Linked DNA regions of Mus musculus: regions 1 and 3 are each linked to region 2. A link is a loop called in an ENCODE intact Hi-C map of the cell type or tissue named here. Cell type or tissue: left cerebral cortex. All regions are shown on one strand. Region 1 holds the start of 1810037I17Rik (RIKEN cDNA 1810037I17 gene). Region 2 holds the start of Usp53 (ubiquitin specific peptidase 53). Region 3 overlaps Synpo2 (synaptopodin 2).

Evidence for each region. Peaks named below come from ENCODE experiments on the same cell type or tissue, not always from the same donor. Only the 100,000 strongest peaks of a DNase experiment are listed, where the experiment ranks them.
Region 1: a loop joins it to region 2, with 9 times the contacts of the local background. A loop is called at or near these places in 10 of 42 quality-filtered maps.
Region 3: a loop joins it to region 2, with 2.0 times the contacts of the local background. A loop is called at or near these places in 3 of 42 quality-filtered maps.

What each region holds. Positions count from the first base shown.
Region 1 is chr3:122,920,880-122,928,879 of GRCm38, forward strand. 1810037I17Rik (RIKEN cDNA 1810037I17 gene) reads left to right here and starts at 3,518. Exons shown (of 2, transcript NM_024461.2): 1 at 3,518-3,777; 2 at 4,600-5,315. The coding sequence starts at 3,581. The coding sequence ends at 4,600. It overlaps 4933405D12Rik (RIKEN cDNA 4933405D12 gene), which reads right to left and starts at 3,237. Exons shown (of 6, transcript NR_046036.1): 1 at 3,184-3,237. In left cerebral cortex, a CTCF peak has its summit at 3,211; DNase peaks (open chromatin) are centred at 3,336, 4,168, 5,719 and 5,939; H3K4me3 peaks cover 2,033 bases; H3K27ac peaks cover 1,002 bases.
Region 2 is chr3:122,981,430-122,989,429 of GRCm38, forward strand. It overlaps Usp53 (ubiquitin specific peptidase 53), which reads right to left and starts at 3,018. Exons shown (of 16, transcript NM_133857.3): 1 at 2,853-3,018. In left cerebral cortex, a CTCF peak has its summit at 3,028; DNase peaks (open chromatin) are centred at 2,538, 3,023, 3,202 and 3,906; H3K4me3 peaks cover 2,956 bases; H3K27ac peaks cover 2,017 bases.
Region 3 is chr3:123,082,777-123,090,776 of GRCm38, forward strand. The region is part of intron 4 of Synpo2 (synaptopodin 2); the gene reads right to left. Among named protein-coding and RNA genes, the nearest start is that of Myoz2, 52 kb to the left of the region's middle. In left cerebral cortex, a CTCF peak has its summit at 445 (motif pointing left); no DNase peak of the experiment used is centred here.

The sequences.
Region 1 (8,000 bases), 61 kb before region 2:
AGAGTGACTCCTCCCAGCAACCAAACAGGGACTGAAACAGTGACTAGGAGGAAAAGAAGAAACAGACGAGAGGTGATTCACTAGCGGCCTGAGGAAGGCAGCTGGGTTACACTCTAGCAGCAGTGAAACAATCCAACACACAGAAATGGAGAGGTCCTAAGGTCTGAGGGGGCTGGGGAAATGCAAAAGTCATACGCGACAATATACCTTGATTTCAGAACAGGACTATTCTTGAGTTATTATTAATTATTATTGTGTGTGTACACACACATGCAGGCATGCACACATGCCCATGCATGCTCGTGCAAGGGAGGACATGTGGGAATCAGTTCTCTCCTTCCACCTTGGGAGTCATGGGGGTTGAATGCAGGGCCTCAAACTTGGCAGCAAATGTCTTTACCAGCTAAGCCAGTCCTCGTCTTACTAAGCTTTTAACCAAGTGGCACAGCATTCCTTTAGCAACACACTCTACATTCATTGCTATTATGAGGAGTACTCAAGAAGCAGGCCAGTTAAGTCTGAAGTGCAGGATCCGTCAACTGAATTCAACATAAATGCCCCTGTCTATCTGCAGTAATTACTATCCCCACAGAAACAATGCTTCCACACGGGTACCACTCACTTAGCGCCCAGGCATGCCCTATCCTCCCTGGATAGATCAAGGAAACCAACACCTCCACAGGCAGGAAACGCAACTCAGGACCAGGGGTACTTGGAAACATTTCAGAGTCTTTTTTTTCCCCTGATGTCAGGCTACTTCCATTTTAATAAATTCAAGTTTTCTCAGTCCTATTTCAATAATTAGAAAGTGGTCTTACCTTGCCAGTGGACATATGATCTACCTCTGAAAGAATCAACAGTTCCATTTATTTTTCTTAAGTATTGTAAACACTCAATGTTAATTCGATGCAGGGAACTTCTAACCCACAAAGGGAGAGAAATCTGTCTACAGCAAGCTGCTGAAGCCTGCTCCCCCAGCATAGCCCTAGCCTTTTTGTCCCATGCCTGCCAGTTATTGATGCAGAAAAATAGCATAGCTCAGAGCAGGGTCATGCTGCCCACATACCATGCAACGTTCTGTATTTTCTTAAGATTTTTTTTTGAAATCTTAAGAAATTCTACAATCATAAGCTCCAATCAGAACAAAGCTTAGGACGAACCAGAACAAAGGTCAGTCAGAACGGTTCTGTCTAGACAGCCAAAAGAGCCCGAGTCAGAGCCAACCTCCCTGCCATGCTGTGTATGTGTTTACTGTTTTTCTTTTTCCATTATAAGCTGGCCCTTGTATGTTCAAGGTCCAGTCTTAGCTCCCGAGCGGAGGCTTCAACCCTGATCAATCAGTCTTCGGGGTGTGTGTTCAATAAACTATTCTTGCTTAACTGAGACTGGAGTCTAAGTGGTTTGTGTGGAGAGCTTTGAACCTTAACACACAATCTGATTAATCCCCAGGAAATGGCTCTCATTCTTGCAACCTGCAAGGCAAAGGATACAGTGTTCTTCTTTACAGCTGCATGCTATCTTTGTCTGTATGACCTACTAGTGAACTGAAGCCCAGTTAGCTAGCTGACACAACAATAGCATTAAGATATTGAAATTAAAGTTCACTTTTTGGTTATTTTAGTAACCTTAGATAATTTGTTATTTTTGTTCCCTAATTTTCTAAATCCATAACCAACTTTCGTATTGTCCATGCAAAAACTACAGCTCTCATCTTAAAAGAAAGAGACAGTTTATTCAGGAGCCACCCTGAATGGCCATGGGGACACAGATCTATATCTGTTACCCAATTCCATATTCCCACATGGAAACAGTTTCGTGAAGTTTTTAAAATTGCTTCACAGAACCAAGAAAGTAATAAAACAAGGCAAGCCCAAAATACACTGGTGGGTACTTTAGAAAGGCTGATTTAGGAAAGGAGAAAGCTCTTCTGTAAGCCCACGATGCTATCAGGGCTACTTGGTTGGTATAAGTTAGTGGGCTGCTAAGTTAGTAGACTCCAACAGGTTTTTATCTAATGGTTACAGGATATTCTGACATAGAGTTGAGTGGCTTATTAAAATACTCCCATGAAATACCTATGTAAATTCCACGCTTTACCTTATCTGAGCCTTCTGAAAATTCGTGACTGTAATTGAGACAGGCTAATTCCATGACAGACTTCTAATTGGCAGTTCCTGGGATTAGGCCTAAAATCCTAGGCTTCAGGCAGCTAGTCAGAAAGTGCCCTACCATCAGAAACGACCCCCCCCCCCCCAAAAAAAAAAAACCCAACCTGGCCTGAAGCAAGGACAATGGGTTTTCAGCCCTCACACCCAGGCAATAGTTTCAGAATGTCCTTAAGAGAGAGTAGATAAGGCCACCTACCCCAGGATTCCTCAGGCAAGTTTCTAGCCACCACACCAAGGTTATGCTTCTGGAATGCCCGAGATAAGAGTAAGACAAAGCCCATCTATCCGAGAATTCCCCCAATGTGCAGCGAGCATACTTGGTAATGGGAGACTCCAGCATGCTGGACTTCGACAAAATAAAACACTCTGTGTGTTTACAAACTACTTGAGTCTGGAGTATCATTCTTCAGCGAATCATGGACCCTTACAACGTCCACCTCATCAAAACTGTTTCAAAAATTATGAGCAAATCGCTCAAGTCTGTACAAAATCATCCAAAGTTCTCAAACTGTACACACTTCCCAAACATGTAAGAAACCAAAAAGTTTACGTGTATTGGAGAGATGATTCTACGGGGTCTGCCAACCTTTTTACATTGTCACACAATGTTGTCGTCTCCAAAGTTATTATCAGAGAATCTCACGATCTAGTTTTTTAAAAGGAAGGAAGAAAGAAAGAAAGAGAGAGAGGGAGGGAGGGAGGGAGGGAGGGAGGGAGGAAGGAAGGAAGGAAGGGAAGGAAGGAAGGAAGGAAGGAAGGAAGGAAAGGAAGGAAGGAAGGAAGGAAGGAAGGAAGGAAGGAAGAAGGGAGGAAGAAAGAAAAACATCCCCCCACACGCTCATGTTTATAAAAAGACTACTTTTGTGGGTGGGCAAGGCTGGAATCCTTTGAGGCGGTTCCTGAAGTTCTGGCATCATCTCAGAGAAAAGGAGTTGAGACAGTTTTCATCCCAGAAACCGGGAGAACCAGTAATGCACCCTGCAAGGCAGCGTTTGAGCTACGTGAGAGAGCTCACCTGCACCTTAGAAACCACCTCTGAACACCGCAAGGGGACACCCCACCAGGAAGCAACGGGGCGGGGCACAGAGCGCATGCGTGCGGTCGGGGAGGCGGGGCAGACACCTTCGCCAAGTTCGGGGGGCGAGGAGGGGTGGTGGAACAGAGCGCCTGCGCCAAGAGCAGCCGGCCCAGCGGAGTCTGCGCGTTCCCGGGAATGCCGAAGAAGGCGAATTCCTAGAAAGGGAGGACGCCTGCGCAGTCCGGAAGGCGGGGACGCGGGGGCGGGGCGGGGCGCGGCGGCGGGGGCGGGGCGCCTAGTCGATTGGCGGGGTTACCCGGAATTGGTTGCTAGACTGGGCGCGAAGCGGTCTTCAGGTTTGGTCTCAGTTGCGCGGAAGTGAAACGACGCGGAGATGGAGGTGAGCCAGGCGGCGTCTGGTACCGACGGTGTCCGGGAACGGAGGGGCTCGTTCGAAGCTGGAAGGAGGAACCAAGATGAGGCACCTCAGTCCGGGATGAACGGGCTTCCGAAACACTCCTACTGGCTGGATCTCTGGCTCTTCATCCTTTTCGACCTGGCCTTGTTCGTCTTCGTGTACCTCTTGCCCTGGTGAGTATCCTGAGTTGCAGAGTTGAAGAGCTTAGGAAGCTGGCGGCTGCTTCAGTCTTCTCGGAGAGGGAGGGAGGGACGGCAGCTAGAGATGGCGGAGTTGGAAGAGCGAAAATGGATTTCCTTGACACCCCAGTGGCAAGAGGAGTGTGGAGAAAACTTGACTTCCCATATTTGTCTGTTTCATCACCACAAACGAACTGTTAAGTGTTAGAAACCTATACCCATAATTAGATCTATCGTAAATAATAAAAAATAATTACTAAAAACTAATAAAAATAAAAGTAAATAAATATCGTAAGTAATAAAAAATAGAGCATGACAGGTTAAATGTGATTATATCTAAAGTGATTTGAGTGTTGTGCGCCTGCTTAAAATGCTTAGCCCAAAGCAAGCCTTGTAAACTTAACTTGTCCATAACTTATGCAGATAAACGCGTATTATCTTCCAGAGTATCCCCAGTCCTACATCTGTCAAAGAATGGAGTATCTTGGGTTTCTTTGGCTCTCATTTTTTCGGTTTTGTGGCAAATTAGAAGGCAGAGAATGGGGGGGGGGTTTGAAAAGATAAACAGTTTTTTGATAAAAACTCGTTAAGTCATTTTGGTATAGACATTTCAAGAACAGTGATTTATTATTTAGTTATTTTTAATGATCTCATTTTCACCTCTGGGTAGAAAATTCATGACTTAATAATGTAGGCCTTTAGTTTTCCTTATCAATAGTGTAAATTATGTAGGGATAGGCTAGCAGTATCTATGTTCAGCGTCCCACTAAATGTCAAAATAAGCAGATGAAGGAAACAAGTATTTGGTTTTTACAGACCGGTTTGCTGAGTCAAGAATGGGGCTTCTGGAGTGAATCTTGAAAACGACTATAGACTCTTGAATGAAGAGGACTCCAGCAGCTGACTTCGGCACCTCTATCTAACCTTTTCTTCAGCCCTTGACCTCACTAAAGTACTATCATATGTTTAAAACCTGTTTTTCATGGTTGAAGTAATGATTGTAGCTAAATGATAGATAATATATATTTTTAATAATGTCTGTAACTTAAGTACTTATGGGAAATAAATGTATGTAAAAAAAAAAAGTTATCTTTGTGAAGCTTACTTTCTCAAATATTGTTTTAAAACTATGCTATTATAAAATAATTATCTAGAGTTGAATAGGTAGCACTTACTCAGAAAGGCCACAGTCCCAAAGCAGCTACTAGAAACATTTTGGAAGCTGTTCCTTGTCATCTTAAGACCTGGGTGATTAGAAATTCTTTACTGTTGGTTTTAGTGCTATTCAGTATATGAGAACTGTCTAAAATACTCAGAGGGGGTGTTCTTCTCCCTTATAATTCACACTATTTGGTGAACTGTTTACAGTTGTCTTAAGATACTGTTGCATTTGCTTGGGTAATTTTTGTGCAAGGTGTAACTGAAGTATGCGTATTAGCACACAGGGCCGAGGTGACTCTTGAGTTCACCACACTCTGGGACCTGCTTACTAATTTTCTCTAATAAATGTTTAATCACTGAATTTAGTTTCACACTGTGTCAGATTCTCTGGTGGTAGAGTGGGGAGGTTAATAGCTTGCCATTAGGTCACACAAGTACTTTATTCTCTTGAGCCCCAGGCCAGCCCACCACAGCTGTCAGCTAACTGGACATTTCTAGGATGGAGACCTTAGTATGATGGTGAATTTTTGGGTCACTTTGGGCTAAGGGATCCATGACAGATGGCAAAACATTATTCCTGGGTCTGTCTGTGTTTCAGGAATAGGAGCTGATATGCTGGGAAAATAGTAAAGGAAGCCTCCCTGATGTGAGACCAGTCACCCCACCCCACCCCTTTTAGAACATGGATGAGAAGGCAGATGTCTCTGCTGGAACATCTATTTGTGTGGATACCATCCTGAGACGAGTGAAGGCTGTGCTGAGGGAGTCTGGCCTCAGAACACAACAGCAGAGTAGGCTCTGCGGGACAAGCCGGCTCAGAGAACAGCTCTGCCTCCAAGCAGGGCTATTCTGACCTTGGAGTTAACCAAAATGGGCCCCAGCTGGGACAATGACCCACTGCCTTAATGCCTCTGTGGTGTACCCCTCCCCTTAGAATAGCTCCCTTGAAAGTGTTTCTCATTCCTCTCAAGTCCACTGAAGCTGTACAGCTATATTTAATAAACTCTACTCCAGCCCTTTTCATTACTTTCCCCGTTGCCCAGGTTGCCAGCCTTTCAGCTACTTCCAGGAATGGGCTCTGCGCGGACATCAGTACTTGCAGATCTGAGTTCTCAGACTCTGGCCAGTCCCTGAGGTTTGGACTAGAACTCAAACTTCCCTAGGCTTCAAGCCTACAGTAGATGGATAGACATAGATAGACAGATAGACAGACAGACAGACAGATAGATAAATAGATAGATGATGGATTTCTGAGGTTTGTGTAAGACAATTTCTTGTGATAATTTCTCTCTATAATAGTGCTCTTTCCAAAGAACTCAAGTCCAGTTAATACACAATTATAATTGCCACAAAGGAACAGCATGCAGGCTCCAACTCCTATAGATAACTGAGAATGTTTTTTTTTTAGTAAACTAGAAATAAATGGGCTTTTCAAGGCAAGCTGCAAATTTGTTCTCATCAAAGCAAAAAGTAAGCTGGTAAGTTCCTTAGTAAATTCACAGTTGGTTTCTAAACATGAAGTAGCTTCTGATGGTTGCATTTGAATTGGCTTAAGTCTTGGAGGAACTTGTTAGGGAGGCATTAACCTTGAGTTACAGGATGAAAGTGAAGAGCTCCAAGTACTGGGCACTGAACAAGCTATGTTTGGAAGTCAGGAATAAAACAAGGCTGGGCATGGGCCAGATACCTGCTATAAGGCTTTTTAGTCAAGAATGGATTTTGCTTTTGCTTTTACATTTGATTTTGTTTCCTGAGACAGGGTCTTACTGTGTGGCCCTGTACACAGCTTTGCAGACCAGGTTGGCCTTGAACTCAGAAAGATCCACCTGCCTCTGCCTACCCAGTGCTGGGATTAAAGGCGCCCAGCTGGTTTTCTTTTTGTTAACAATTTGAAGTGCTTAGAAAACAATTTCATATTACATGAAAAGCACATCTAATCTAGATTTGATGTTGGTAAACTTTTATTGAAAAACAGCCCTTGACAAGGGAGCTAAAACCATCCAGTGGAAAAAAGCATTTTCAACAAATGGTGCTGGCACAACTGGCGGTTATCATGTAGAAGAATGCGGAATTGATCCATTCCTATCTCCTTGTACTAAGGGCAAATCTAAGTGGATCAAGGAACTCCACATAAAACCAGAGACACTGAAACTTATAGAGGAGAAAGTGGGGAAAAGCCTCGAAGATATAGGCACAGGGGAAAAAATTCCTGAATAGAACAGCAATGGCTTGTGCTGTAAGATCGAGAATAGACAAATGGGACCTCATAAAATTGCAAAGCTTCTGTAAGGCAAAAGACACCGTCAATAAGACAAAAAGGCCACCAGCAGATTGGGAAAGGATCTTTTTTTTTTTTTTTTTTTTTTTTTTTTTTTTTTTTTTTTTTTTATTTATTTATTATATGTAAGTACACTGTAGCTGTCTTTAGACACACCAGAAGAGGGAGTCAGATCTCATTACGGATGGTTGTGAGCCACCATGTGGTTGCTGGGATTTGAACTTCTGACCTTCGGAAGAGCAGTCGGGTGCTCTTACCCACTGAGCCATCTCACCAGCCCAAGGATCTTTACCTATACTAAATCAGATAGGGGACTAATATCCAATATATACAAAGAGCTCAAGAAGCTGGACCCCAGAAAATCAAATAACCCCATTAAAAAATGGGGCTCAGAGCTAAACAAAGAATTCTCACCTGAGGAATACCGAATGGCTGAGAAGCACCTGAAAAAATGTTCAACATCCTTAATCATCAGGGAAATGCAAATCAAAGCAACCCTGAGATTCTAACTCACACCAGTCAGAATGGCTAAGATCAAAAACTCAGGTGACAGCAGGTGCTGGCGAGGATGTGGAGAAAGGAACACTCCTCCATTGTTGGTGGGATTGCAAGCTTGTACAACCACTCTGAAAATCAATCTGGCGGTTCCTCAGAAAATTGGACATAGTACTACTGGAGGATCCAGCAATACCTCTCCTGGGCATATATCTAGAAGATGTTCCAACTGGTAAGAAGGACACATGCTCCACTATGTTCATAGCAGCCTTATTTATAATAG
Region 2 (8,000 bases):
TTTACTGCTCAATATGATAAACTTCATACTATCACAAAGATGTCATGCTATCTCAGATATTTATTTACTAGTGTAATTAAAGTTAGGGCTGAGGTTCTCATAGCTCTGTGGTCACAGCACTGGCCTACTATACTATGGGCAAGGCCCATGACCAAATTCAATGACCAGCACCAAAACACACACACACACACACACACACACACACACACACACTGGCACACGTAAAGCTTTGAAAGGTAGGACAGTGAAGGTTTACATAAAATTTTACTTTCCAGAATACAAATATGAATACATGAGGCAATTTGAGCCCTGTGGACTCTTCCTGTGGCCCAATACAGGCTCCTCTGATAGCATTTTTTAAAAAGAAAAATGTTACAAAAAAAAAAAATCAGCCACACAGAAAAGCAATTAAATTAAGATGTGATTCTAAGCCTTATATAGTACACCTATAATCTCAGGGCTTGGGAGACTGAAGGAGGAGGATTACAAACTGGAGGTTAACCTAGGCTACACAGGAAGACAACCAAGTACATAAATAACAAAATTATAGGCAAACACTACATTTCTTGTCATGGACCACTAAGAAATTGGCATACAAATACGTGTGTGTGAGTGTGTGTGATTCTTATTAAAAAAAGAGAAAGAACTCAATTACTTGCCAAGATTAGAGTGGTATATAAAGTTATTTAATAAAATTCCAAGAACTGAGCCTGGCGTGGTGGCGCATGCCTTTAATCCCAGCACTTGGGAGGCAGAGGCAGGTGGATTTCTGAGTTCAAGGCCAGCCTGGTCTACAGAGTGAGTTCCAGGACAGCCAGGGCTACACAGAGAAACCCTGTCTCAAAAAACCAAAAAAACAAACAAACAAACAAAAAAACCCAAGAACTTGTAAAGATTTATGAATGGTCGAGTAGTTACACCTATTTCTTGTTTCTATTATACACATACATTGTAAATGAGCATTTGAATAATCGTTGCAACACAAAGTTAATAATCTACCATACCAATACTACATGTGTATCGTCACTAATGTCTACCCTGCTTCTCCAGGAGGACACAAATCAACACACGTCCATCCTTAGCACAAAATCTCAGGAAGAGCCTCATACCATAGCGCACTATGTTCAAAATGTTGGCATGTGCAATATATAAGCTACCAAGCTTTCTGTAGATTGTCGTTAGGGTCTGTAATTAGGTCACACCTTATAGTTAAAGCTGTGAAATAACAAGACTGCTTAGTATCTCAGTAACTCACCTTTGCCAGCTAACTTCAACGACCACTGTACGGAGAGAAGACGAGTTTTCAGAAAGTTGTAGAGTCAAGCAAAGTCCTTGATTCATTCCTTCTACAACTACAGACTTCCAACATAATGGAGCTGGTGTCTAATGAAGTTAGCATCTAAAAGTGCACATCACCCCTTAAAATAGATCAGATTTCTTGTCATTTTTAAACTTTATTCTGTTAAAACAAACTTCTAAGCCACTGTACACCAAAACTGCATTTTTCGACACTACATAGTGAAAATAAACTTCTGAAATTAAACAATATAAGAAATATTTTGAATCAGAGCACATAGTGAAACTGTAAGGGCATTGTGTGTGTGTGTGGGGGGGGGTGCTTTCTTACTAAAGGGCAAGAATAAGTAGAAAATGTGTCCTACCACTAAAATGGCACTTTTATTTAAAAAAAAAAAGTGACGCCTTTAAAGTAATAAACTGTTAGTGCCACGTATCATGAGTTCGATAGACAACTTTATAAATAAAAAAAAAAATCCTAAGGAAAAGGCTTGTTTGGAGGGTCTCTTGTTTTTTATCCTTTGGGAAAAATACTTAATACATTGATTCGATTTACAAACTAAACAAATCACTTCTGTAAGTTTATAGCAAGTTGTCCAAAGGAGCTCACTTTAAAAGTCTCTAAAAGATAAGTCAAAAACCTTATTTTCCATACAACTCTTGCCCGCAGAAAATCTATTAGGAATTCTTCTGACAATAGCAGATAAATCACACATTACTTTTGAAGACCCTTTCTTCACTATTTTTTTTTTCCTTTTTTCTTTAACAGAATAGGATGAGGGATCTCTGCCTCGACCATCATCGACACAGAATTGAAAACAACAGAAAATAAAACTGACAAGTTATCAATGTCACCAATCCATTCTATCATAACTTCGTGTCAGCACTGGCTCCACCTTTTAAAGGTGAAAATCAGCGTGCCTGGTCTTAAACAAGCTCCAGGGCTCACCACAGAGAACTTAGGTTTACTGCCCATGTACCTCAAAAGTAGCCTTGAAAATATATTTGGAGGAAAGAATATGTTTCCAGCTATGGAAGACCGCAAGCAGATAAGGACGTGCAGTACGTTTTTGCAAGCATTTATCGGGATCTGCACGGAGAAAACAAACCCCAGGAGAATAACAAAACCTCAAAACAGGCTCAGATTGCAGGGCTTCACATCCTCCCGGTTACACCTGCGCAGGCACTTCCTGTTCCCCCGCGCCGCCGGCGAGTAGTTTGGTAATTGTACCGTAAACCGCCGTTTAGAAGCTAAACATTAACTCCGTCCGTCTGTCCAGCTACTGAGAAACCAACCAAGCCAAGATTCTATCACATCCAATCCAGTCTGCTCCGCCAAGGAGGAACGCCAATCACGCTGGAGCCCTGGTGAAGGCTCAGTGCTCCGGCAGCTGTGGGGCTGCACCGGGAACCGCAGGAGCCTGGCCAGCGCATCCCGACCCGGCCCAATCCCGCCCTCAGCCTGCGGCCACCCGGGTTAGCGCGCCCGAGCGGGGCCAGGCCGTGGGGACCGAGAGTCCTCCGCCCTCTGCCCAGCGGGGGCTCCCGCGACTCACCCCAAGCTCTACCTCCCGGCGCCGTAGCCCTTCCAGTCCCACTGGCCCGGCTCCGCCTCGCGCCGACACCCACAACGTCGTGACAGGCAAAGCGACACGCACAGGGACAGACGGCCACACCGCCGCTTTCAGCCGCCAGACCCGCGCAGAGCATGCGCGCACGCCCAAGACCCAGGGGCCGGTCTGGGCAGTGACACCTGCGATCAACAGGTCTCTGGACCCCGCCTTCCCCCGCGTCAGGACGCCCCGCCCCCTTGCGCCGGGCCCGCCTCCTCGTCTCGCCCCGCCCCGCCCCGCCCCCGCACGTGAGTTCCCGGCTTTCCCGCGGGTGATGCTCCCTTTCCGAGGGCTTGTGTGAGGCGCGAGATCCCGCGAGAGCAGGGCTCGGGCTTCTGCCCCGACGCGGGGGTGGCGCGCGGGGCGGGCTGTGAGACGGGACGTGGCGGATCGGCGAGCGGCTGCGTGGTGGGCTGGGGACTGCGGCGGATTTCCACGGCAGACGCGGGCGTCCCGCCGTCGTCCGCCTTGGTTGGCGGCTTTGCAGCCTGAGTGCGGATGCGCGGGGATCTGAGCCGGGGTTCTGTGGGTTTCAGCCATTGCTGGGTCGGCACCCCGGCGGTCCCCTTAGGGAGTCGGTACGGTCTGTTTGCAGTTGAATGGTGTCCTTTGGCGCGAATGTATTTTCCCTAAGTGGGGCTTTCGTGACCACTAATAAAACGAACGTCTTCATAACCGCGCTGACCCAGTTAGTATTTGTCAGAAATTTTGGCAGCATCCTCTCCGCGATGTGGAGCAGGTTTTGAGTTGCAAGCTGCTGCTGCTGCGAACCAGACTAGCCTTTGTCTGGGAAACTTTTATTTGGGATGATAATTAAAAGGAAAAACAAAACAAAGGGGGGAAAAAAAAACCTGGCTGATGATTAAGATGACTCAAAAAGGTAGATGTAGGTTTGGAAGACATTTCCAAAGCTGGCGTGAGTCATAAAAGTTGACTTAGATAAACTCAAAGGGGACTCCAGTTTACCTGAAGAAATCGCATGAGGGAGACCCTGCAGGTTGGTGGGTGACATGCAGTGAGGTTATTGTGTTTGACCCGGGATCAGTGAGAATTTATTATGTACCACATAAAAGAAGTAACATGAAGCCATAGACGCCGTCCTCAACATTAACATTAAAACCTCGACGGGAAGGAGCCGGAGAAACCAGCTCTTAGAAATGTAAAGAATTGGCACCATACTGTTTCCTCTCGGGTGCACTCTGTTTTGAGGTGTTGTTTAATATATCTTCTGTCACCTCTTTCCCCTTCAGCTATATTGTGTATTCTCGGATGTATTTTACATGAGTGCCTTAAATATGTCTTAAAAATAGACCAAGGAACAAGCAGTCCAGGTTTAGTTATGTTAATGTCCTACTCTTGACGTAACAAGATCTGAACGCCTTGTTCCCCCAGGAAAAAAAAAAAATGGTAGTTAGGAAGGTCACAGTGTGGTTGTATTAACTCAGAATTACTGTTCCTCGATGTGAGGTGAATGTTGGGGGTTAGATTCAAACAGTCCCTGGGTGAGCAGACCTAAATTATGAAGGAACCATCTTCACCACATTGGTTAAGGGTTCCTACAAGGGAGTAGCTTTGGTGTGTCAGAGAATACACTAGATCATCTAGGTGAAGCCCAGCACTTCCTAGTACCAGCATACCTCTTTCTGATAACTCAGACTGAGGAATGTACTACCCTGTGGCTAAATTCCTGCCTCTGAGGACTGGTAGGAGTAGCAACTTTCTGTCCAGAGGAGCGGGGATCCAGTAGTTCCTGGAAGTCATTATAGCTAGGTGTGGTAAGTCATGGCTGATGGGGTGGGGTACTGTGAAATGCAACAAGGAGAAAAAGCAGCTAAGAGATTGAGGCAAAATTAGATGTTAGGCGAAGTCTTTTACCTATAAAAACATTCATGAGGAGGTCTGACAAGCAATTGCATATTAACTAAGCCCTAGAGAGCAAGAACTATCTTTTTTTTTTTCACTGAAGTTCTAGGGCATAGTTGAGTCTGGCTGCTATGAAATCAAAACAGTCCTTTGGGGAGTGAGGCGGATTATAGGAAAGATCGGGAAAAGATGCAAGAGACAGATATGGGAGGGCTGCTGGTTATTATCACACCAGCAGGGAGTGTATGTCTCATAGCCTTTTTATACCAGTACCTTGGGAAGCAAAGCCACAAGCTAACAAACAATTTGCTGTTCCCATCCAAAACCCTCCCTATTCCTCCCACCTAGGTCAATAGAATCTTCAGCCTCTCGCCTTGAACTTCAAGTGTATCTCCTCTTATCTTTCCATGCCTCAGCAGGCCAGGAAATCTGCCAACAGACCTGACCTGCCTTGACCCTGCCTAAAAGGCAGATTTTTCTCTGCTTCAGAGAAGCAGCAAAAGGCTCCCAACCATTAAGTATCTGGCACCAGTGTTTAACAAATACATGTTTAGTGAATGGGATGAAAAGTTGTAGTTGATTTTGTTTGTTAGAATTGATAAAACTGTTTAGGCAAAAATTAGAGCTACTGGGGATGTGTGAAGGAAGACATGTGCCTGTTCAAAGTAAAATAAGGCTAGCGTGGGCTTGGTGTAATGGGGGCCCTTGTAGGTTCTTGAATGGCATGATTAGTTTGGAGTGTGACCAAGAGTTAGAGAGGAAACTAAAGCTAAGTAAGAAGAGATTTTTCAGACCATGACTCAGGGATGAGCCTTAGAACACTCTAGTCAAAACCAGTTCCTCCATGTATATCTCGGTTTCTGTGACATAATCCTTTCCATGACGTTCCTCCTAGTTCGTCAGTGTTTCCTCTCACTTTACAGGGATTTAAACGATTACTTCCATTTGTTTATCTGTGTAGTGTGCACACGTGCTGTATACCACGCGCGTGGAGGTGAGAGGGGAACTTGTAGAAGTCTAGAAGTCGGTTTTCTCCTTCCATGTGTGTCCCAGGGATGGAACTTGGGCCGTCGGGCTTGGCAGCAAGTGCCTTTACCTATGGAACTCTCTTGCTGCCCTTCCTCAACCAAGTTTAAACGATAATATGCCTTACTGTAAATTATAAGGTCTCATTTATTCTCAGGATATTAAATCCTTCAGAGTATATTCATGTTAGTTCCCAACTTAAAATTGTTCAATGGTTTATCATTTATATGAACTAAAATCCAAAATTCTTGCCAATGCCTACAAACAAAAAATGATCTACAAGTAAAGAATGATCTCTTTACTTATCTAACAATATCTTGGTATCTCCTACCAGCCTGGATTTTACATTCTTTATTCCTGTGTACATCTCAACTAGGACATTTGACTTTATTTTCTGTATATTTCTCTCCTGTGGGACACGTGGCAGTGGTTAATTGAAAATTTTGGTTGTGATATTTGGAGGTGAAGATGCTACTAAACTACATAGGACAAGATAGCCTCCCACACAACAAAGAATCATTCAACTCCAAATAAAATCCCCTGCCCTTAGTAACAGACCCTTCCCACTCATCACAGCATGCGTATAATCCCAGATGGAATTTTTTTTTTTTTTTTTTTTTTTACCTATCTGTTAGGCAATTAGTGTGGGGGTGATTCTGACCCCTTTTCAGCAGTTTTCAGAGTTTACAGAAAAGGGCCTTTTTCTCTGATTGCAAAGCAGAATAGGAGTGTGCTGGAAGCTACTGCAGCAATGTCCTTTGGTATTTGGTGTCACCAGTCCAAAAGAATATGGTCCCTGAGGGTTATCTTTCCCTTTCAAAGAAGTTAAGGGTTGAATATTCGCTGTATGCCCCAGCCTCTGAGACGTTTTGATAAACACAAGAAGGTCAAGTTCAACATCCCTGGCATCTTACATAGCCTTCTTTGGCTTAAACCTTATTGGCTCTCCATCCCGTTCCTCCTAAGATTCTGCTATTCCAAGAACATTTGCTGGTAAGATACCAAGTGACTTAAACTGTGGCCTCCTTAAGTTTTGCTGATAGCTTAGCCAATTTCATACTCTTGAGTTATTTTACCTTGACACATTCTAATTTTCTTATTTGTAAAAACTAGGGTGAATAATAATCCATGCCACTTGATAATGCTTCAGATAAAAGCAACTACGTTGTAGTATTATTGGTTACCAATACTGTGTCACCTGATAGTGTGATGCTACACGAAGCTATGTGCTGTTTCTTGGCAGAATGCCCCTGGTCCAGACTCTCACTGTGTAGGGATCTGTTCCTTCCCGAAGGAGGGGAAGGAACCCATTCTTTCCTTTTTATGACTTTCTGTTAAGATCCTATCACAGTGAACTGAAAGCCACCTCCCAGGAATGTGAACTTAGTGTTCTTATTTTTGTCCTTTACAGCAATGGCAGTTTATCTTCAATTTCTCTTAAGGCACTACTTCATGTTGAAAATACCACTTGTGTTCTTAATCTAAAAATAATCTCTTCTCAATTTTTGAAGGCCTAGTGAGTACCAAACCAATTCATTTTAATTCATTATATTTTACCTTATTCTACAAAATACTTCAAATGAATTCTAGTGTAGCATAAAGAATAGTGGTCAGAGATAAGCAAAGGCTGGAAAGACCCTGCAAGGACAGCATATATGTATAAGAACAAACAATAACACAGGAGTATGCACTACCTGGGTCCCTTGAACTTGGAAAACCAAAAATGAGTTAGACATTTAAGTGATCAGTAATAGGAAACATTTTTCTGTCTTTATCTCAAATGTGTCACTCCCAAGTGGGTCTTCCTCTGAAGAGCCTTGGGCATCATTTACTCTGTTTACCTAGATTTCCTGATGGTGGCCTTATTGGCATGTCCCTGGTAAACTCAGTGTGCTCCATGTGGCTGGTTCATAATATACTCATATTGTCAGCCTCTGGGGAAAAAAAAAATGTGCCACCCAAAAATAAAACTGCACTTTTGCAGTGAGTCTGATTGCAGTTTAGAGAAGTATTTCTTCTGTTGTTTCCCACCACTGATTCTTAATCAGAGCAGCTCATCGAGGGCTGTTTTAGAATGGCTTGTACCTACGCTTCGCCCGCCAGTGTCAGTTTGTATTTAGAATAATTAATTTGACTTGATTTTTTGTTTTGTTCTGTTTTGTTTTGTTTTGTTTTGTTTTGTTTTCAAGACAGGATTTCTCT
Region 3 (8,000 bases), 100 kb after region 2:
ATACATACACACATACACACATGATGTGACTGTACACACTACAGTGATGTATATACATATCACTTGCTGAAAGAAATTTATTTTCTCCTCTTTCTCCTGACTCACTTAGTTCGAAAATCTTCTTAGAAGTTGAAACTTAATAGAAATTAAAATTTCTAAGACTTTTCAGTGATACCCTAATATGAAGGATGAGGCTTTTTGTTTTCAGCTAAAACATAAATGTTAATTAGTCAATTATGAACAGAGAAAAGTAAAACTCTGAGGTGTGTTTATAAAAGAGAAAGTCAGGGCTTTATGGAAGGGGGATTAAAAATCTTATTGAGCACTGGAGAGATGGCTCAGAAGTTAAGGGCACTGGCTGCTTTCCCAGAGGTCCTGAGTTCAATTCCCAGCAGCCACATGTATTTTATAACCATTTATAATGGGATCTGATGCCCTCAGCTGGCTTGTAGGTGTATATGCAGATAGAATACTCCTATACATAAAAAAATCTTCAAATGAATCACATTGAAAGTCAAATGAAATTCCACGTGGAATGCATGTTTGTTGAGTATGAAGGCACCATGGATTGTGCGATGGAAGAGGAGCCTGTCTCTATGAATAAACTGACTACTGTTTTTTTTACATGGTCCCACCACATGTACCTTTATTGTCCATTAGCTGCTAATCATGAGGGGATAACCTTTTAAATTATCTTAGGTAGGAGATATAATCACAATATAAATAACTCGTTTTTAGGTACATAATTGTTTTGCATATGCCCAAAAGACCAAGTGCTTCTATTCTCACATTCGCCTAAATCCCTAATTTTAATCTTCATGTCTTGTTTGTTGGTATTGTATCCTTCTGTCCATCTCTGTCCAGGCTCCTGCTGCCCTCTACTTAGCTGCTAACTGAAGCCATGAGACATGCCTTGATCCAGAAATGACTAAAGGACCCGAAAATACCAGAGGTATTTCTTCGGTTTTGAAGTTTGATGGCGTGGTCGAACGCCAGCCTAACCCTGTGGACTGTGGCCTCTACTGTGTGCTTTATTGTTATCAGAGGAATCAAAGAACGCCATATTATAGTGTATATGTGTATGTGTGTGTGTGAGTGACACGGCACTTCCTCAGTGTGGAGGTTAGAAGACAGTTTTCAAGAGTGGGTTCTTTCCTCCTGTGTGATGGAGGACTAAATTCACAGCAGGCTTGCATGGCAGCTGTTTTTACCCACTGAGCTGTTCTGACTAGCCCAAATGAAAGATATTTTTGGTTAGAGAGTATTTATCATGTATTAGTAACTAATCTGTCAAGTTGGCTTTCCTGGTGACCCCGTCAAATTGTTTCTCTTTGCTCCATTATCTTTGAAGTTGTGTTTAACAAAGGGAAAGAGATCTTTCCGTTGCCCAAACCAAACAGGTTCTGGCATCCTGTTTACTTCTAAGGACAGTTCTGTAGCTATTCAAGTTGCCCAAACCAGTCTTAAAGGCTCCACCTCTGTCTAAGCTCTAATTTTAACTTTAAGAGAAGGGGTTCCCGTCCTTTCTCCATGTACTCGTTTCCTCTCCCACCTTGCTCTGACTCCCTGGTGTAATGGGCGAGGATAAAGAAAAGCAAAGAGAAAAGGAGTTTTTTTTTTTTTTTTTTTTCAGCAACCCCATCTTCAGGCTTTTAGGTCTTGGAAACAGACAGTTTGAGAGGGGGAGATTTCATAATAAAGACACAAGACTGCTCCCTGAGGACCTAGCCCATGGTTCTTAATTCTTGCTTAATGTGGAGTGGTGTGTGTGTGTGTGTGTGTGTGTGTGAGAGAGAGAGAGAGAGAGAGACAGAGAGAGAGAGAGAGACAGAGAGAGAAAGAGAGAGAGAGAGAGAATGTGTGTGGTGTGTGTGTGTGTGTGTGAGAGAGAGAGAGAGAGAGAGAGAAAGAAAGAGAAAGAGAGAGAGAGAGAATGTGTGTGTGTGTGTGTGTGTGTGTGTGTGTGTGTGTGTGTGTGTGTGTGGTGGCGCACACCTTTAATCCCAGCACTCGGGAGGCAGGCAGGCAGATTTCTGAGTTTGAGGCCAGCCTGGTCTACAAAATGAGTTCCAGGACAGCCAGGGCTACACAGAGAAACCCTGTCTCAAAAAAAAAAAAAAAACAAAAAAAAACAAAACAAACAAACAAACAAACAAAAACAAAAAACCAAAAACAAACAAACAAACAAAAACCTAGAGTTATTTTGAAAGAGGAGCCTCACCATCTAGAGACTGCCATATCCAGGGATCCATCCCATAATCAGCTTCCAAACGCTGACACCATTGCATACACTAGCAAGATTTTGCTGAAAGGACCCAGATATAGCTGTCTCTTGTGAGACTATGCCAGGGCCTAGCAAACACAGAAGTGGATGCTCACAGTCAGCTATTGGATGGATCACAGGGCCCCCAATGGAGGAGCTAGAGAAAGTACCCAAGGAGCTAAAGGGATCTGCAACCCTATAGGTGGAACAACATTATGAACTAACCAGTACCCCAGAGCTCTTGACTCTAGCTGCATATGTATCAAAAGATGGCCTAGTAGGCCATCACTGGAAAGAGAGGCCCATTGGACTTGCAAACTTTATATGCCCCAGTACAGGGGAACACCAGGGCCAAAAAGTGGGAGTGGGTGGGTGGGAGGGTGTGGGGGACTTTTGGGATAGCATTGGAAATGTAAATGAGGAAAATACCTAATAAAAAATGTATATAAAAAAAAAAAAGAAAGAAAGAGGAGCCTCAGTTGAGAAGATACCATCACCAGGTTGCTTGAAGGCAACTTTGTAAGGCATTTTCTTGATGAACCTGTGATATGGGAGGAGCCATCCCATTGTGGGTGGTGCCGGTCTTGGACAGGGTGTCCTGGGGTGTATAAGAAAGCAGGCTAAGCCAGAGGGAGCAAGTCATAAGCAGCCTTCATCCATAGCCTTTGTTTCGGTTCCTGCCTCGGGTGCTTGCCCTGACCTGCTCAGTGATAGAGTATGACCTGGGAGCGCTAAGATGAAACGAACCTTCTTTCCCGGGTTGCTCTTGGTCTTCATACTTCATCTCAGCAACAATTGATACATGAGCCGTTTCTGTGCATTCTAGGAGGTAATTTGAAACTCTTCTGGATTCAGCTAGGAAGCTGTCTACTTTAGCTTGTAGCTAGCTGCTCGGACCCATCTGCCCCCTCCGGAGCCTAGAGACTTCCAGTCACCTCTCATTTGCTCCTGACCTCTCCTGGTCCATGGGGAAACACATACCATTTGTGGGCACGAGGCAGCAAACTTCCTGGTTCTTTGCCAAAACTGCTTGCCAACCTGTGTTCTCCCTTTCCAGATTTCCTGAGCGTGTCAGGTCACAGCCCTCTCTGACCCATTAGCTGTCCTCACACCGCCTTTCAGGTCAGCTCATCTCAGACTCCACTCAAAAATTCTTCTCCTACATGGTCTGAAGTGAAGGCCAGGGTTTCTGAGCCCCTGCCCTCCACTGTCTGTATCCACGTTCTGGTACGTACAGTCACAGGGACCTGGCTGAGGATGCGAGCCCTGCAGAAGTAGCGCGCCATTGTTATCTTTGTAAAGCCTACTGCTCTGTTCTGAACTCGGGTTAGTGCGCAGCCGCTCCTCTCTGGGGTTTCTTGGCTAAGACGCCAGCTTCACTATCGTTCTGCATGCATGCACACGCCATTTCCAGCCAGCTAAGTACAAAGCCCTTTATCATAGTTTTCTGTGTTAAAATATGGGCTAAACATGGAATAGAATTTTAGTCTACAAATTATTTTCAAGGAAAACGTCTAGAAACTTTCAATGGTCTTAAGAGGAGAGACTTTACAACTTGCGCAGGCCCTGCCTTGCAGAAAAGGACTAATTTCCTTCCAGGGCATCATGCATCCTTGGCCTGGGGACTTCCTCCTTATACTGAACCACACCTCCGTTCCTGGCTTTACCTGGTTGTTGATCCTGGTGCCTCAGAAACACAATCTCTCAACACTCTTTTTCTCTTCTTTCTCCTTCTCCCCAGTGGTTGGTTGGTTGGCTCAAAGCAGGGTCTCACTCTGTAGCTGAGGTTGGCCCTCTGAGTGGCCCTTCTATTTTAGTCCCTTGAGTGCTGGGCTTACAGACATGACTTAGCACAGACAGCTGGCGTCTACTTCTTTACAGACTTTAGGTTCTAACTTCTGCCCCTCAATACGCATTTGATCACTTTCACCATCTTGTCCCTGACTTCCATTTTCTATGTTCTTCTTTCAGTTTGTCAAGTAAGGTTAATGTAGAAACATTTTGAAATACACGCACACACACATGTGGGCATGCACACACATAACTGTGTGTACTCACACATACCCAGAACCAACCCGGGGGCTAAGTTAAACTATCCGTCACTCTGCCCATGGGTCCATGTCATCTGGCAGATATGACAATAACTTACATGGGTCAGTCAATCCTATATTTAGAGCATTTGGTTCTTTAACCCATAAGAGTACACGCTAATCCTTTTATGTGTACCAATCTTAAAATAGCTCAATATTTTTAATACAGTAAAGACTACAAGATGCTCACTGAACTCATGAGCCAGGTGGGGTAATATATCCCACAAGAGGAGCGAATACTAAATAATATTTTTCTACTTTTGCCTTTAATTATAGATGACATGAATACATTGTTTATCATTGTGTATCAGGCAGTGCGTGTTCATTGCTTCTGTGGACAGCTTCATACAATTCTCAACACAGACCCATGAACCGGACACTATCATCATCTCTGTTTTCTATCTGTGTACCTCTTGCACTTGAACAAGGTAAGTAGCCTCCCCTCAGGTCAAAAGCTAAGGACAGTTAGTGTGAGGAGCTGAGCACAGGGAGTCTCACAGCAGAGGTCTTTTTCAGTCCTTTTTCTTTCTCTCTGTCCTAAGAATTGAACTCAGGGCTTTGCTTATCCTAGGCAACTGTTCTGCCACTGAGCTATGCCTGGCTCAGAGGGGTTTTTGTTTTAATTAATTAATTTTTTTATACTCCATATTTTATCACCCCCCCCATCTACCTTCGACTGCTCCACATCCCACACCTCCTCCCCACCCCATCCTGTCTCCATGTGGATGTCCCCACCTCCACCCCACCTGACCTCTAAACTCCCTGTGGCCTCCAGTCTCTTGAGGGTTAGGTGCATCATCTCTGAATGAACACAGACCCGGCAGTCCTCTACTATATGTGTGTTGGGGGCCTCACATCAGCTAGTGTATGCTGTCTGTTTGGTGGTGCAGTGTTTGAGAGATCTCAGGGGTCTAGATTAATTGAGACTGCTGGTCCTCCTACAGGAGCAATCTCTCTTCTCCTCAGCTTCTTCCAGTCTTTCTCTAATTTGACAACAGGGGCCAGTTGCTTTTGTCCATTGGTTGGGTACAAATATCTGCATCTGACTCTTTCAGCTGTCACACTTGTAATCTCAGAATTCAGGGGACAAAGGCAAGAGGATCACTGCAAATTAAGGGCAGGCCTGGGCTACATAGTGGTTTCCAGGTCAGCTAGAGCTCCATAAGGATTCCTGTCTCAAAGAGAACAAACTCAAGTGTTCATCATTCATAGTAGAATGGTAGACTTTACGGAAAGCAAAATGTGAAATTGCACGGGGAGACATTTGTAAAACAAACAAACTAAAAACCAACCAATCAAACAACAAAACGTTGGACTCTGATACTGGAGCTGGGTTGGCAGAGGACTTGCCTAACATACACGAAGAATCGGTTAAAATCATGATGACCTAGGCCTGTAATTCCAGCACTTGGGAAATAGAGCTAGAAAGGTCAAGGTTCAAGGTCATCACCAGATGCAGAACAAGTTCAAGGTCAGCCTGGGGTACAAACAACAGGCATACAGTAACCATCTCTCATAACATTTAAATCCATGAAAACTATCTTAGGACTTTTGGAAGCAGCCATTTAAATTCTGTGCTAATCTGTGCCAATCAATACTGGTTATTGGTGACCAGCATACAGGAACTATTCACAGATCACATTTAGATGCGTCTCTGTCTGTTGCTGGTGAGACACTTCCAGGCTCTACACTCAGGATAGAAACACGGAGGGGCTAAGGGACATTCTCAAATTTTTATCAACCATCTTTTCAGGTCAATTAAATGTTCTTGATTTATGTAGCTTGTTAACAAGACAGCTTAGTTGGTTTCTTATTGAACTACGTGGTAATGAATTTAGCAGGGAAATGCCATCTCAAGTGTACTTCTAATAAGAAAGGCAGTTCTAAAGCAATGGGAACTGTTGTAGCAGCCAGAGGAGTTGAACCTGATACAGGTTTTCAGATTCAAAATATTTGATCTCATAAACACTGCACAAAGCTAAAACAATTTTCTTGGCTGAAATCTTGCTTACTCATGCACCACGGAGAAAGCATTTCCACTTGACAAATATTATTTCAACTCCTCTGGTACCTTTCTCTTTTAAGCACATAATCAAAAAATACATTTTGCAAACATAATCTTTATCATGAGCAGCTCTGGAGAGGTCCAAAGCAAATAAATAGGAGCAGAGTGCATTTCCTTAGCCTTTAAGCCATTGATTAGGATATCTGAGAAGCAGAGGTCCTAGGAGAGGTGGGCCATTGGAAGCAAGCACGCAAGCACAAAGACCATCCCAGTTTTCCATTTGCTATGATCCTTGCAGTCAGCACCATTCCTCCCCGTTCTATATGTCTACACGCTGATTGGTCAGAAATCTCTAGAGGGCTGACCTCACTACACTTCCAGTACCTGTGGTTTGTCCTGACTTCCACTGCTGCCCTGTTGGGCTGGGCCATCGAGAGCCCTGTTGGATCGGCTCTGCATGTCCCTACTTCCACCCTTGCTTCTTCTACTTGAATTTCAGGATCCCGGTCTTACTGCTTGTTCTAACTCAAGTTAGATTATGACACTCAGCTCAATGATGAAAACTCTGCTATGGCTTCCCACTCCATGGAAGGAAAAGCCAGAGGTCTTTTGTTGGCCCACGCATAGCCAGCGAAATCTGCTGTGTCCTGGGTGCATCTCTGTTTGCAATTCCTGAGACACTAGACATTCTCGTCCCTGAGACCTGATCCTTCTGTTCGGAACACAATGCCCCAGATGCAGAGTGTGACGTCTCTGTCCTTCCTCAACTGTCATGCAATCTACTATGAATTCCATCTCTCTCAAAGCTCCCCTCTGTCTGTCTGCCTGCCTGCCTGCCTGCCTCCCCTTAGGTGTATACTCAATTTAACATGAGAAATGTTTTTCTTAATCATTTCACTTTTCTCCTGGAGAAAGAAATTAAGGTCTGCAGTCTATCTAAGAGCAACGGTTTCTGAAAACAGTTCTAAAGGCTGGGCTCAGAGGCTTAGGCCAACAGCCCCAGCATTCAGAAAGCTGAGTCAAGAGGATTGGGAACTGTAGGCTACAGGGTGAGACCTTATTTCAAGAATGCAAAAAACAACAATAACAAAAAAATGTCCAAAAGAAAAGAATGTGTGTGTAGGGGAAGGGGGGGGAGGGGTATTCTTAAAATGGTACCTAGAATCAAAACTAAAAGCTGTTTAGAAAACATTTGTTAAATGAGTGTTGATCTCCATATCATACCACTGCAAATAGGATATTTTCCTATCATCACTGAAATGTTTGGTCAACTTCCAAAATTCAGCCCATTTCACACATCTGGCCCATGTGGAAAGGGACTCAGAAAGAGCGCACTCCCCTGACCTCTGACATTTTGGAGTCAAGCTACTTTGTTGTGTGTTGTCTTTGAGGCAGGATCTCAGATTTAATCCTTCACCTTCCCATCTCTCCAGGGCTGGGCTTGCAGGCATCACTCTATGTCTTCAAACTGCTTTGAACTTACAAACGAGAAATCATAGAAAATTATACCCAGATTGTAAAAGTAGCCTGAAATACACTCCTTAAAATAAGACCAAATAAGAAAAGCAATAGATAGTATTAGTGATTATCTTAGGTAGGTTTCTACTCTGTGGTAAAGACCATGAGCAAAAGCAACTTGGAA